Regions from separate parts of the Mus musculus genome. Here region 2 is linked to region 1. A link is a contact called in ENCODE Hi-C data. All regions are on one chromosome and are shown on one strand. Each heading gives the region's core, a stretch centred on a gene start or an enhancer-like site at or near the end of the contact. The rest is flanking DNA. Distances are from core to core; before and after follow the strand shown.

Region 1 (7,655 bases), core at 2,095-4,594:
TTTGAGACTGCGCTTGATGCTCAGAGAAACAGCTGCCACATGGCACACCAAGCCTGAAGGCTGGCCCAGTCCCAGGTGACTGGTAGGTAAGCCTAGACCTGGCCCTGTGGCCCTAACCAAACCATAATGCGCTGGAGTCCCAGCTTCAGTGTGTGGCAGCCCGTCACATGGTACAAATGTCAGCCAACAGGACACAGCCTGCCACCACTATCCTCCTCTCTGCTGAGCATTGCAGAGAGCATGGGAGACCCTGGCAGGGAGGACTGGCTGCCCCATCACTGTGAACCCACAGCGGGACCTGGGGGTTTGAGGTCACTGGTTACCCACAAGCTCCTCTCTGTCCTGGTTTCACAGCTTTTCCAGGTGTTAAAACAAACACCACCACAAGAAAGGGGGCGGAGATGGGGGCGGGGGCAGGGGACGAAAGGAGCAAAATCAAGAGTTCTGTGGCTAGAGAGCATTGCTCTAGTAGTGTGGAGAGCTGGGCTTCTGATATTGAAGTCTTATTTCTTCGACAGTTTCATGCATATTCACATAATGTATTTTGAGCACACACACCCCGTACACACACTTATATAAATATAGAATCTTTTTAAAAAATGATTTCCGAGTATTGTGTGCATTTTGAGTGCCGGGAAATCCTCGGTGGCTTACAGGCTCACATGCAGAACGGGTTTAAGGAAGCAACTTCAGGTGAGTTCTGTGGAGGCCGTGCATGACCATGAAGATGTGTGCCCGGTCACTCTTGCATTCACTCGGATGACATCTGACCAAACACTCACCTCTGATCTCTTCCTCCTGTTTCCCTAATAAGTGATGGCATTTGGGCATGGACCTTGGGTTTTGGTAGTTTTCTGGATATGTGTTTGTTAGGGATGTTATTCACTCTCAGGAATTTTCTCAGATCCCCACATCCATTTTTGCCTTTAGAAATTAGTATAAGTAACAAATGCTTTTTTGTTGAGTTCTGCCTTATTTAAAGCATCAACATTGGCAGAGGCTTGGGCTATAGGTCAGTTGGCAGAGTGCTTGGGCTATAGGTCAGTTGGCAGAGTGCTTGGGCTATGGGTCAGTTGGCAGAGGCTTGGGCTATAGGTCAGTTGGCAGAGGCTTGGGCTATAGGTCAGTTGGCAGAGTGCTTGGGCTATAGGTCAGTTGGCAGAGTGCTTGCTTGCCATGCTCCAGGTCCTTGGTTTGACACCCAGCACCACATACATGGGTATGGTGCCTATAATCTCAACACTTGGGAGGTGAAGGCCGAAGGATCAGAAGTTCAAGGCCATCCTTAGCTACATAGAAAATGTGAGGCCAGCCTGGGCTACATGAGACTCTATTTCAAAACAAAGGAAGGGCTGCTGGGAGTGGTGGTGCACACCTTTAGTTCCAGCACTCCGGAGGCAGAGGCAGGAGGATCTCTGCAAGTGAGTCTAACCTGGTCTACAAAGTGAGTTTCAGGTCAGCCAGTAATATTACACACAGAAACTCTGTCTCAAAGAAAGAAAAAAAAAAAAACAAAAACAAGAAATAAGAAATAAAGAAAGGGAAGAAAGAAGGAAGGAAGGAGGAAAGAAGGAAGGAAGCAGGCATGAGGGGATCACTTCAGTAAATATCTGGACTTAAGGTCAGTGGCATAGCAGCTGAAAAGATGCTCAACACCGTCTGTAACTGCAGTTCCAGAGACTCTGACGCCTTCGTCAGGCATCTGTGGACATTGCCTGCACATTTACAGACATATGGGCAAAACACCACACACGTTTTTTTAAAAACTGGATGACTGATGGAGAGTGGCCTGCTACCAGGGATGCCTGGCTCGGTGAGCGAGAGCACGCCTTCTGATCTGTCCCTGTGCAGAGCAGTGGGCTGAAGCTCTTATGATTCACAACTCCTCTCTGCAGCTACAGCGTTTCCTAAAATGGAGCTCGCACTGCCTCTGATCTGACGCACCCCACCCTTTTCAGAATGTGTCTCTCTTGTGAAAAGCCTTCTGGAAATTACTACTTCTTCCCTGTGGACTTTGGCAGGGAGCATGTGGCTGACAGCTACTTCTATTTGCTAAGACAGATTCACACCGTAGTCCAGACTGGCCTAGAACTCTGAGGTGGCCCAGAACAGCCTTAAAGTCGCAGCTGTTCTCCTGTCTCAGCACTGTAGATGTGGGGGTGGGAGCATGCCCGGTTCTACATTTGTCTAGAGCCTGTTCATCCTGTCTAGTCATTGTCACCCCCTTTCGCTACTGTCGCCTGCAGATTGCTGATCACTGGTTCCTTAAAGACCATTTAAAATAGAGACAGCATTCTATCTGTTTGCTTGTTTTGATTGCATTTATTTTATCTGGGGAGGGAAGTATGCACACGAGTGGCAGTATGCATGCAGAGGTCAGAAAGACAGCTTGCAGGAGTCCTCTTCTCCCACCGTGTAATTCCAATAACTCCAACAAGTTTTCAGCTTAGCAGCTGACAGCTTCACCCACTGAACCATCTCACTGGTTCAATTTTTTTAAATTTACTTTTTTTTTCCACTTTGAGTTCGGGGCTGGCCCCAAACTTACTTTGTAAGTCAGGCTATCATTAAACTCACTGAGATTAGCCAGCCTCTGCTTTCTGGGAGTGCTGGTATCAAAGGAGAGTGCCACCGTGGTCTGGCTATGGCATGCTTTTTAAATCTCACACCTGGGAGGCAAAAATAGGTGGGTCTTGGTGAGTTTAAGGCCAGCCTGGTCTACAGATCGAATCCCAGGGGAGCTGGGAGGAGCTGCTTAGAAGAGGGGACCCTTATGCTGAAATGAAATGAAGCCTAAGCTAGTTTTGGGTTTTTGTTTTGTTTTCTTATTTGTTTGTTTGGTTTTTTTGGGGTTGTTTGTTTGTTTGTTTGTTTTTGGTTTTGGTTTTGTTTGTTTTTTGGTTTTTTTTTTTTTGTACTCCGTGGCTCCTCTCTGGATATTGGGTCTGAGTTGAGGGAAACTTTAAACTTGGGAAGTCGTGAGGACTCCACTTCATGAGTTCAGAGCACTCGCTTGACACAAAGAGCCAAGTGTGGGGCAGTATCTGGTGCTCTCAGCAGCGCCCGCTAAAATATAACCACGGAGAATTGGAGTGAAGGTGTAGAAAACGTGGGGTTCAGAGCAGGGCAGTTTACTCCTGTTACCCCAGCTGTCACACCGCAGGGGACAGGAAGGAAGACATGCTGACCCTCAGCGGAAGTCCAGCAGCTTTGCTTCATCATGGAAATGTGTTGCCTCGCTGGGTGGGAATTGTTCCATTAGTCTTCAAGGGACAAGAATGCGGTGTGATCCTACGCTGGGCTGCTCAAAGTAGGAACTTCACCTTGTAAAGCAGAAGGGTGGGTTTTTTTTTTTTTTTTTTTTTCTCCTTCTTCTTCTTTTGTGGTTTCACACAGCAAAGGAGTGTCAGCCTCCACTTACCATGAAGTGGGACAGCAGGCATGGAGGCGTGGGTGTGGCCTGAAGCTCTGGCCCCGCCTCCCCCGTTCCTTTCATTTGACTCTCTTTACTTGAAAGAATCATCTCGACTGTTTCCATGTGTTGGCAAACAGTTCCATAGAATCCAGCTCCTGGGAACCAGCCAGCAGCATGCAGTGATATTGCATCATTGGTCCCTGGAACCAGATATATCAGCGGCAGAACTCCGAGGACCCTGCTCACATCACAGCCATGAGAGGCACCAGCATCAGAGAGGGTGCGCCCAAGGTGAGTGACTGATTGGGGCTGAGTGCATGAGAGCAACAGTTGACTCAACTGTTTTTATCTTTGGGTCTCTAATGAACACGAAGGGTAGGTTATTAGTGGCAGGCAGGTTTGGAATGAGAAAGCTTTGCTCTTTACCAGTTGTTGGTTTCAAGATGACTGGAAATGATGGGGTGAAATCGGCAGGAGGCAGACAGCCCAAGCCCCCACTGTGTGTCTCTTCACCACTCAGCAAACTTCTTAAACATTCTCTCTTTCTCTGCATCCTGAAGGTGCTTAGTGTGGCTCTCAAGGATTCTGACTGGCTTGGGGCACTCACTTCTCTTGAATAGAGAGAGCTTAGACCTTGGCTCTACTCTTGCTAACTCCAATAAGGACACCCATGAACTGCCTTCGTGTTCCTTTGGGCGCTGGGGACTGGAACTCTGGTACAAACTGCAAGTCTGGGCCAGGAACCAAGAGACGGTCCTATAGCATATGTATAGCATGGCACACTGCTAACCCAAGAAGGGCACTGGAGCCTGAGATGTGACGATGGTACTTGCAATACAGGCATAAGGACCTGAATTCAGTACCCAGTACCCACATAAAAAAACAAAAAACAAAAAACAAAAACAAACAAAAAAAACAGGCATGAAAGCGTGTACCTGTAACCCCAGAGACGGCAAGGAGGTGACAGCAAGGTCCCTGTAGTTCTCTGGCCAGCATCCCTAAGACAAGCAACTCCAACTCCACACACACACACACACACACACACACACACACACACACACACACACACAAATAAAGTGGGTGGGTGATGGAGAAGGACATTGTGACATCAACTTTTGGGTTTCACACACCCATACTGTATGCGGGGGCTTGGGGAGAAGGAGGAGAGATCACAAGGAAAGTGAAGCTCACAGTCGTTGCTTTTCTGTCCCCTCCTATTCTTTCAAAATGTGATAGAATGGTAGATACAAAAGAGCCATGAAACAGTTGCTAAATGGGAGGCTGCTTGCCGGAATTAAATGTTGCTTGTCATTGTGATAGTAACAAGTGTTGGGCGTGGGATCCAGGGCTGGGGTCTGTGGCGACTCCTTGTTTAGATGACTTGTAAATATCTGAGTTGAGAATCTTGCCCCACAAAGCGCTGGGGAAGTGAGTAGTTGAGCCAGCCCCACTAAATCTTTCATCCAAAGGCATCCCCGCAGTTCCGGGCAGTCTGTCTCTCCGGCAGTCTGTCTCTCCGGCATACGGCCTCTGTCTGTACATCGACTGATGCTACAGCTCTGCTCACTGTTGCTGTTCAGCTTCGTGAAAATAAATAGCCAGCCCTGCACTCCTCCCTCCTGGGCTGGGGATGTTGTTCCGTTGGCAGAGCACTTGTCTCACAGGCACAAAAGCCCGGGTTTTGTCCCCAGCATGGGCTACACAGGCCTGTAACCCAAGATGATGGGGAATTCAAGGCATCCTCAGCCAGGGCCATCAACAACAGCAGGACATGCTTCATTCCTGTGCGTTTGACCTGTATCCTTACCTTCACATAGGTATTATGAGCCCATTTGAACGTCAGAACAGTCTCCAAAAACACCCTTGGGTCTGTTTGTCCAGTTCAAGGCTTCATCTCAAGGTCACACTCTTTGCCAGGTCTTGTCCTTAATCTGGAATAACCCATTTCCTATTTGTCTCTCACAACTTTGTCGGCTCTGTTTGTTTTGTTTCTGCTGAGATGCTTTTAAGATCTGAAACTTGGCACCACTCATTTCTGCACGTTTTATATGTCATAGTATAATCTGTAAGCGCATATGTATTGTCCGGGCAATGATGCACAGCCCGCTTGTCTGTTTGGTGCAAGGCCCAATAACTAACCGTCACTCACTGCGTGTGCACCAGGTGCTCCATGGAGCACCCAACTAGTCCTCACTCCCTTAGTGTGTGGACTCCGTTTGCAGCCTTCCCATGAGACAGGTCTTCTCAGCCTCATCTTGCATATGAAGAAACCCCCCCGACCCCCATGGGCAATCAGCGGCCCTGCCTAAGCAGAGCAAGAAGAAGACATCTGGCTACCCCCCCCCCGCCCCCCACTGTGGTCTCACCATAGCCATGGGGTCAGTGAACTGCATCAACAAAGAGCCATCTCATGCTGGAGGGGGGAGGGAGAGGAAGAGGGGCGTGGCTTGGACTTTCAGCTCCAGGGAGGCTGGAGGCAGGGGTTGGGGTGTGAGGGGTGTTGCTGCCACTTCAAGGCCAGCTTGAGCCACATAGACCCTGCCTCAAGAAACAAACGAAAAGCCAGGCGCTGCTTCTCACTTGGCAGGGCCCAGATCATGTCTGTTGTGCCGCGCCCTGTTTCTAGGACTCTTTAAAATACGGATTCTTTCTGACCTCACCGATGCCATCCAGCTCTGGTGCTCTAATCTCAGCTCATGCAAGACACCCCTTTCCAGTAAGGTGGTGCCTGAGGGGATCCCTCCCTGAGTGGGGGTCCAGTCTTCATCTCCCAGGCCAAGGAGCCTCCATCTGATTATTCACTCCATTTTTTTGAGTGTCTGTGTGGATGTATTTCTCCCCTTCCCTTCCTGGGTCTCACTAGTTAGCCCAGGCTGGCCTCAAACTCTTGGAGATCTATCTGCCTCTACAGTGCTGGAATGGAAGGTGTGCTCATCACGCTATGTTTGGCGAGTTATTTTCTCACATAAATGAGCAGGAGCAGTGAGTGCGGGGCCTTCTGGGCTTGTACTGTTTAGAATGTAATCAGCATGTCATAGAATACAATCATTAGTCAACATGTCATGTATAATATAGTCAGCATACAGTGTGATATAGTCAGCACTATGCCTTAGATTGCACTGACACAGTTGATCTGCCAGTTGATTTGTTAACCAACTGCCCTCGTTAATGTGGTGCCTCACTGTTCTGTTTTTTAAGTGACATTGTATTTATTTCATGTGTCTGTACATGTCTGGAGGATGGAGGTGAATGTCATGGCATGTGTGTAGTCAAAGGAGGACAGTTTTGCAGGAATCAGTTCTCTCCTTCCACCAGGTGGGTCCCAGGGATTGAACTTGGGACATGAGCCTTGGTAGCGGGAGCCTTTCACCACTGAGCTATTTCACCACCTTCATCTGCTTCCTAAGCAGGAGCACTGTGTGTGAGCAGGCTATACAGGGAAGCAGTTCTCTTTCTCTTCTTCTTTTTTTAAAGGCATTTTTTTATTATTTTTATTAGATATTTTCTTCATTGACATTTCAAATGCTATCCCCAAAGCCCTCTATACCCTCCCCCTGCCCTGCTCCCCAACCCACCCACTCCTGCTTCCTGGCCCTGGCATTCCCCTGTACTGAGGCATATGATCTTCGCAATACCAAGGGCCTCTCCTCCCATTGATGGCTGACTACACCATCCTCTGCTACATACGCAACTAGAGACACTCTGGGGGGTACAGGTTAGTTCATATTGTTGTTCCTCCTATAGGGTTGTAGACCCCTATAGCTCCTTGGGTACTTTCTCTAGCTCCTTCATTAGGGGCCCTGTGTTCCATCCAATAGATGACGGTGAGCATCCCCTTCTGTATTTGCCAGGCATTGTCATAGACTCAGAAGAGAGAGCTATGTCAGAGTCCTGTCAGCAAAAGCTTTCTGGCATATGCAATAGTGTCTGGGTTTGGTGGTTGTATATGGGATGGATCCCCGGGCGGGGCAGTCTCTGGATGGTCCTTCCTTCCGTCTCAGCTCCACACTTTGTCTCTGTAACTCCTTCCATTGGCATTTTGTTCCCCATTCTAAGAAGGAGCAAAGTATCCACACTTTGGTCTTCCTTCTTCTTGAGTTTCATGTGTTTTGCAAATTGTATCTTGGATATTCTAAGTTTCTGGGCTAATATCTGCTTATCAGTGAGTGCATATCATGTGTGTTCTTTTGCGATTGGGTTACCTCACTCAGGATGATGCCCTCCAGATGCAGTCCTCTTC
Region 2 (7,655 bases), core at 2,239-4,738, 590 kb after region 1:
TACTCCTTACCCTCTCTCTCCCCATTCCCTTGCCCATGCTCTCTCCACATGCTCATGATCAGCCTCTTCTCTCCTCCCCTCCCCTCCCTCAACTCCCCTCCCCATGCCCTGAAAAGCCATACAACGGATATAGTATAGAATAGAGTTCATGTAGAGCACGGGGAGGGGAGTTGTTAGGGGAGTAAAGATAAGGCAGAGAGAGAGAGAGAGAGAGAGAGAGAGAGAGAGAGAGAGAGAGAGAGAGAGAGAGAGGAGAGACTGATGGGGAGCATGTGGAGAGATGGGGGAGGGGAACGGGGAGAGAAGGGACAGAGAGGGAAGAGAGGAAGAGAGGAAGAGGTAAGAGATGGGGGAGGGGGCGAGCTTCTTTTATACTGAGTCAGGCACAGCTGGCTGTTGCCAGGTAACTGTGGGGTGAAGCCTAGAACAACAGCAAACAGGAAGCACTCTTATGACTGTCCACTTGACAAGCTCTAGATCCTCTGGGAGACAGACCTCTGACCACGCTTATGGGGATTTATCTTCAAAACATAGTTATTCACTTCCTTTTTAAAAAAAATTTTATATGCATGAGTGTTTTGACTACATATTTGTCTGTGCACAACGTGGGTGCCTGATGCTCACAGGGGCCGGAAGAGGGCACTGGACTCCCTAGGACAGGAGTTATAGATGGTTTCGAGCTCCAGTGGGCAGTTGTTTTGATTAAGTTCATTGGTTTGGGAAGATCCATTCTAATTGGGCAGGACCATTCTCTGGGCAGGAGATCCTGAAGTGTATAAAATGCATTCATGGAGCCGAGCCTACACCCACCCATTCATCCCTGTTTCCTGATTGTGGGTGACCCACGACCAGCTACTTCCTGCCAGATAAAACAAGCCCTTTCTCCCTCAAGTTGCTTTTGTGGAGGTGTTTTCATTGTAGCAACAGAAAAAGAAACTAAGACCTTCATCCTGACAAAGTCTAGGGAAATGCTCAGAGGGCCAGGGGATGAAAAGGTCTCAGCCGGGGAAGCCAGACAGCTTCTCTTCGCCAGCAGTGCTGGCTGAGGCTTGCTTGGAGCCCACTGTGTTTTTCTGGTCCTGTCTCCCATCGTGGGGCTGGAGCTGCCTTTGAAGTGCAGGTGCTGTAAACAGCTGCTGCGGGCACACCGCAATGCTCACACAGCACAGCAATGCTTCCTTGCTCCTCTACTCCTCTCGGAACAGAACGAGGCAGGATGCCTGCAGGGCAGAGGCAGATGCAGCTGCTGGCAGAACGCTCCCTCCCCCCACCTTTGTCACGGAGGTGGGAACCCCCGCCAGGCACCCAAACCCTGAGTCTCTCTCAAAGGATCTGCAGGTTTAGGCATCTTTGTTCATCTGCAGGCTCCTCCCTAGCCCTCCAGCCACCTCAGAACTTTTCAAAAGTCCCAGAGGAGGAGAGAGGCCTCTGGTGGAGTCTGTAGACCTGCGATTCAGGTCTGTCTCCAAGGGACATAAAAGGGGAGCCGTGTGTGAAACTCAGAAGAAAGCTGTGATGTCACCTTGCCCTCCCTCTTCAAGTCCTTCTGAAGCTTGCCTGTTGTGTGGCTGTCCTCCGGAGGAAAACTAAAACCAAAACCAAACCAACCAACCAAACAAACAAAAAGGCCACCACTCAGGACAAAGGGCTAGTTCCGCCAGGAAGAACCCTGCAAAATGCCAGCCCACCCTGAGCCAGACCCCTGGAGGCCCCTGGGTTCCCCAGGATCTGACATGAACCTGGCATCAAAGCCTCCCTCTTGGAGAACCGGCTCGCATGCTCAGCCTCGCATGCAGCTCTCAACCTTTCTGAGCCCAGACTCTCCATCCAGAAAATGAGGGTGAGTTTTCCCTACTCATTTCAAGTGTACCTATCTCCTGGTACACTTACCTGAGGTTCGCCCGTTTGTGTTCAGTTGCTGCATCTCCTTGGGCTGAGGGCTTCCTGAGGACAGAGACCTAGCTCCCTCATCCCTCTGGTAACCAGCACTGCATAGCACATGAGAGGCAACAGGAAGGAGTGTGATAATGATAAAGAAAGGCTCTTCACACAGGTCTCACACACACACACACACACACACACACACACACACACACACACACACACACACGCAGTGTTGGCTTTTAGCCTAGGCTCCACTCCATAGTTACTTGGCAATAGCCAGCTGGGCCTGACTCATTATAAAAGGGGTTGCTTGCCCCCTCCTCTCTCTCTCTCTCTCTCTCTTGCTCTCCTGTCCTTGCTCTCTTCCCCTCTTCCCCCTCTTTCCCCATTTCCCTCCCCCCTTCCTCCCCCCCATGTGCTCATAGCCAGCCTCTACTCCTCTATCCCCACCCCCCCTTTCTCTCAACTCCCTTCCCCATCCATGCCCTAAATAAACTCTATTCTATACTACAGAATAGTATAGGGAAGTGTGGCTGGTCCCTCAGAGGGAAGGGATGCCTCAGCATGGGCATGCAGAGAGGAGGCTGTTATTTCTGCCACTAGACTATTAGAAATAAAAACTATCAACTGGGGCCTGTGGTCAGGTGGCTCTCACGGGATCAGTCCCAGCATCTCTCATACACCTTGATTCAAGCCACTTTGGTCCAGTCAGTTTTTTACCTCATCCCAGTCTCTCTTTGTTAAGGATACGGTTCTAAGAGTCAAGGCTCCTCTAGGACTTCAGAAATCCCACCTTCTGCTCTAGAAGGCTCAGAGAGAATAAAGCGAGACATGTCTTACCGTAGGTCTGCAAGGAGAGGAAGTGATATTCACGCTATTAAGGCTTAGGATGGAAATACTATTTTCAGATAAGCAACAACTTTTTATATATTTTTAAAAATTCACTTTTTTTAAAAAAATATTTTTATGTGTGAGTACCACATGCATGCAGGAACCCACAGAGGCCAGAGGGCATGAGGTCCCATGGAAGTGTAGTTTTAGGCAGATATGAGTTGCCTGGCGGGGGTCCTAAGAAATGAATGAACCTAGGCTCTCTACAAGTGCATTAAAATTCTTAACGCCGAGCTTTCCCCAACGACAATCTTCTTAATAAAAGCAAATCCCAAACATGTTTTGGACAGTAAAAAGCCTTTAATCCCGGCACACAGGAGGAGGCAGGTGGAGAGGACCTGGTACAGAGGCAGGAAGCCAAACCAGGCAGAAATGTTTCCCTTCTCCCATACCTATCCCCAGGTCCATGACCGTCCTAGTGAAAAGTTGTAATTATTACCTCCCCAAATGACCCCCCAAAAGAGCTTTGCAAGTATTATTTCCCCTAAGTTATCAGACCAAGAAAACCTCGACCCCAGAGATCTGCATCTGAGAGCTTCATGTCCTCCCTGAAGGGTAGTGTGTGTGTGTGTGTGTGTGTGTGTGTGTGTGTGTGTGTGTGTGTGTGTGTGTGTGTGTTGGGGGGGCGCCTCAGAGGCCCCTGCGCCTGCGCACTCTGCTCCGCGGGCTGTCCCGCGGTCAGTGGTGCAGTGCGCATGCGCGTGGCTAGAGCGCGGAAAGGTTCGCAGGGGCAGGAGGCCTCAGAGCGGCTCCGCATCCGCCATTATGGCGTTCGCGCCTATGGGGCCCGAGGCCTCGTTCTTCGACGCCCTGGATCGGCACAGGGCTTCCCTGTTGGCCATGGTGAAGAGAGGCGCAGGGGAGACCCCTGCCGGGGCCACCCGCGTGGCCTCTAGGTACAGCAGCTCGGCAGGGCCATGGAAAGCCCGGGAAGGTTCCTCGTGGCGCCGAGGTGGCCTCCGTGGGGAGAGCGTCGGAGGCCACGTCCGAGCCCCGAAGTCGGTGCTCCCTAGTGCTCCCTGGTGGTGACCGGGACCCTGTACACACCAGATGTTTTCTAGAATGTTCCAGGCGCCCCGCTCTGGCTTAGTTCCTAGGTTTATCAGTGTCCTTTATAGTCAGAGAGCTTGAGACTTGCTTTGGATTTATGGGGCTTTGTCTTGTTTTGTTTTGTTTGTTTTTGTTTTTGTTTTAAATGAAAGCTGGGCTTTAATTTCAGCACCGGGAGGCTGAGGCAGGCAGGTTTCTGAGTTTGAAATCAGTAGTTCCAGAATAGCCAGGGCTGTTAGACAGAGAAACCCCATGTTGAAAAAAAATTGTGTGTGTGTGTGTGTGTGTGTGTGTGTGTGTGTAAAATAGGTTTGGGAGTGAGGGATAGAAGAGGAAAGAGAAAGTGAAAAGCGTTTACTCTCTGAACTACCACTAATTAATTTCTCAGAACTAACAAGGACATCATCACATTTTAAGTAATTTATAATAAGACTTTTTTTTTTTTAACCTGAAGGGAACAGATGAACATATTGTAAGTAATTTCTTCACAACCAACTACAGAGACTCTCCTACGGTTCACCTGACTATATCTTGACCTTCAGTATTTGTCTCAGCCTATTCCAAACTTTGAAAAAAATTGTGTTAGAAAATAGTAAATGTTTTAAAATCCATTTTCTGATCTATCCCCCCCCCCACATACACACAGTAGAAACGTTGAGAATTGTGTGGTTGTTAAAACTCAACATTTTGCCCATCTTCTTTGTTTAGCTTGGCTTTCCTCCTTAGGCAATGTGCCAATGTTGCTTAAAATGATTGAGATATATATTTTTTTTAAACTGATGGTTTGTGAAATTAACAGCCAGCTGGAGAAAGCTGGGTTCAGTCTTGATATTTTGTGGTAAAGAGGCATGATTTTTTTGTGGCCAAGTGAACTATTTAGTACAAAATTCATTTTTTTTTCTTTTCTTGTAGTGATTAATTTTTTTCCTTTTGAATCATTACAATTTAAGATGGTTAATTTTTAGTCATGATATCAATTTTAGGGCAATGTGCTATAAGAAAGTATGTATGTGTGTGAGAGCGAGCGCGCTTGCTCACTTGCAGGAGCGTATATGTGTGTTAATGTTTCTGCATTGAATTCTTGGGAAGGAAGTTCAAAGCTAGTCTTACATCATCCTCAGTTAAAACATTTTTACAGTAGTATTTCAAGCCAAGTCTGTATTGAAGTTCAGCGACATTGAAGTAAGTTAATGTGAGCAAATAAAAAATGTATTTGTAAGTTATATTAGCTCGTCATTAATGCAAAAGGGTTCTTTGAAAGAGGAATTTACAGGTAAATCTAATTTTTTGTAAGTAAGCGCTATGAGAACAGTTGTTGGAATCCATGCCAAGGTAAGAATTTGGTAAGAGAGATGGTTACTGACATGTGTTTGCAAGGCTTAAAGAGACAAACAGAAGCGAGGAGGGGTGGTCCACATCTGCAATCCCACCATCCAGGAAAGCAAGGGAGGATTGTGGGTTTGAGGCCATTCTGAACTTCATGGTGAGTTCCAGGTTAGCCTTTGCTACCTTGTGAGACCTTGTCTCCAAAAGCAAGACAAAACAAAACAACAAAAATATGATGAAATAAAGAAATTGTGCCAGGTGGTAGATGTCCATGCCTTTAATTCCAGCACTTGGGAAAGAGAGGCAGGCAGATCTCTTGAGTTTGAGGCCAGCCTGGTCTACAGAATGAGTTCCAGGACATCTAGGGCTCCACAGAGAAATCCTGTTGGGGTGGGGATTGGGAGGTTGTCTTTGTATTGATCTGGGAGATGTTACATGGTATAAAATTAGATCTTACTGTGTTTATTGTTTCAGTTCTGAGGTTCTTACAGCTATAGAAAATATTATCCAAGACATAATCAAAAGCTTGGCAAGAAATGAAGTGCCTGCCTTCACAATAGACAACAGATCGAGCTGGGAAAACATAATGTGGGCATTTTGCAATTTTATTTCTCTGTTTTAAAAAGATGTGTGTTCGTGCTCCTGCGTGTGTGTGTGTGTGTGTGTATGTGTGTGTGTGTGTGTGTGTGTGTCTGAAAGTGCATGTGCCTGTGAGTCTCCACGGAAGAGGATGTCAGATTGCCTGGAGCTGGAATTACAGACTCTTAGGAAGCCACCTGATATTGAATACTGGGAACTGAGCTGAAACTCAGTCCTATATAAGAGCAGCAAGCACTCTTAGCCCAGCCAGCTCTCCAGCCCCTGAAGTCTCATTTATTTGAGACAGAGTCTCACTATACTCCCTAGCTGGCCTGGAACTCACAATGTAGACCAGGCTGGCCTCAAATCTCCCTGCTGGGATTAAAAACATGTGCCACCAGGCCTGGCCCCTGAAGTATTTATTTATTTATTTATTTATTTATTTATTTATTTAATATGTGTACACTGTAGCTATCTTCAGACACACCAGAAGAAGGCATCAGTTGTGAGCCACCATGTGGTTACTGGGAATTGAACTCAGGACCTCTGGAAGAGCAGTCAGTGCTCTTAACCACTGAGCCATCTTTCCAGCCCTGAAGTTTTCTTTTAAAATTCAGTACCTATGTTGTTATTTCAATTTGTTTGAATTAGAGCTACAGTCACGTGTTATTACTTTCATCCTCTTCACTTGCCCCGTAAAAAATTAGCAGGTTTACAAAATCCGTGCTCCACAGGATTGCTATATAAACTAGACAGTGTGAAAGATAAGGCAAAGACAAGCAGGTTAGCAACTAGAGCTGCTCTGAGGGAGGGCAAGGTTCAAAGTCTGTTGGCCCTAGTTCAAAGCAGCCAGTGCTCTCAGCACTAGGGAGACACTCTGGGTGTAGTTGTCTTCCAGTCTGCAAAGGCAAGCCATTGCTCAGGCAGCTGCTATTGGTGTCGACATGCAGACCACAGTGCAAGCATTCTGAACTCAGCACAGGCTCAGCCCGGATCCCTGTCCTAGCGCTGCTCGCTCGCTCTGGGAGCTTTATCCACATTCTCCAGTCTAGTGATAAAGGATTGGCCTTTCTAGCCTGTATCGCCTTCTCTACCGAAGGACAGATGGTTCTCAGCCTTTGTCAAAGTTACAGAAATAGAGGAATAGGGTGAAGAGATCCTTTGTAAGTATTATTTTAAAGCATAAGCTCTATACTTGGAAAATGTCTTGTGAAAAATGGCTTTCACACAGCTTCCAAGCAGCTGCCATGTGCCTGGTGCCTTCTGCCACCTTTAGGAGAACCTGGGAGGTTCAGTTTAACAAATTAATGTCAGTAGTTCACACAGTGTCACTTGGTGGGTAAATTGAAAAAAATTTGTTTTTCAAAAATTATTAAGTTGAGCCAACTAATTAACTGAGAATGAGTAATGGCAAAATGATTAAAATACATAATGGTAAAGTATGTGTAAGTACTTAATATACACTATTAACCAAGAACTATACGCACAGGCCACACTGAAGCATGTTTAGGACAGTTAACCCTTAGCTAGTCACTAGTAACTACCTGCAGCGATTTAAACCTTCCCGTGTCCCTAAGCTCCAGTGCCCACACACGGAAGCAATGTGGGAGGCGGCTTAGTGGCTGAAGCGCTGGCTGTGTGTGGGGGAGCAGATGTGTTAGGCATGTGCCTGTAATCCCAGGGCTGGGGAGGTGGCCACAGGCAGGCCCTGCCGCTTGCAGATCACCCAGTCTACATTAACCGGTGAGCCCCGGGACAAGGAGACAGAGATTGTCTAATGAAACAAGATGGGTGGTACCTACAGAATGTTTCTCAAGGCCAGCCTCTGTCCTCTGCGCATGTGTACATGATATGCAGCCGGTCTAGTGTGTGTTTGCTATTCAGGAGTTAAGTCCTTCTCATTTTGATCCTTTGTTTTGAACAAA

The links. Hi-C counts contacts between places; a loop is a spot of excess contacts on that map.
Region 2: a loop to region 1 is called in a map of T-helper 17 cell, with 2.3 times the contacts of the local background. The contact joins the promoter of Spo11 here to the promoter of Cass4 in region 1. A Hi-C loop is called at or near these places in 3 of 37 maps with a recorded cell type or tissue (T-helper 17 cell and v-Abl transformed pro-B cells).

Annotation. Positions count from the first base shown.
Region 1 is chr2:172,390,300-172,397,954 of GRCm38, forward strand. Cass4 (Cas scaffolding protein family member 4) reads left to right here and starts at 3,345. Exons shown (of 7, transcript NM_001080820.3): 1 at 3,345-3,706. The coding sequence starts at 3,671.
Region 2 is chr2:172,976,354-172,984,008 of GRCm38, forward strand. It overlaps Spo11 (SPO11 meiotic protein covalently bound to DSB), which reads left to right and starts at 3,489. Exons shown (of 13, transcript NM_012046.2): 1 at 3,489-3,671; 2 at 5,626-5,739. The coding sequence starts at 3,541. It overlaps Gm52538 (a long non-coding RNA gene), which reads right to left and starts at 2,767. Exons shown (of 3, transcript XR_003953974.1): 1 at 2,725-2,767; 2 at 1,891-1,988.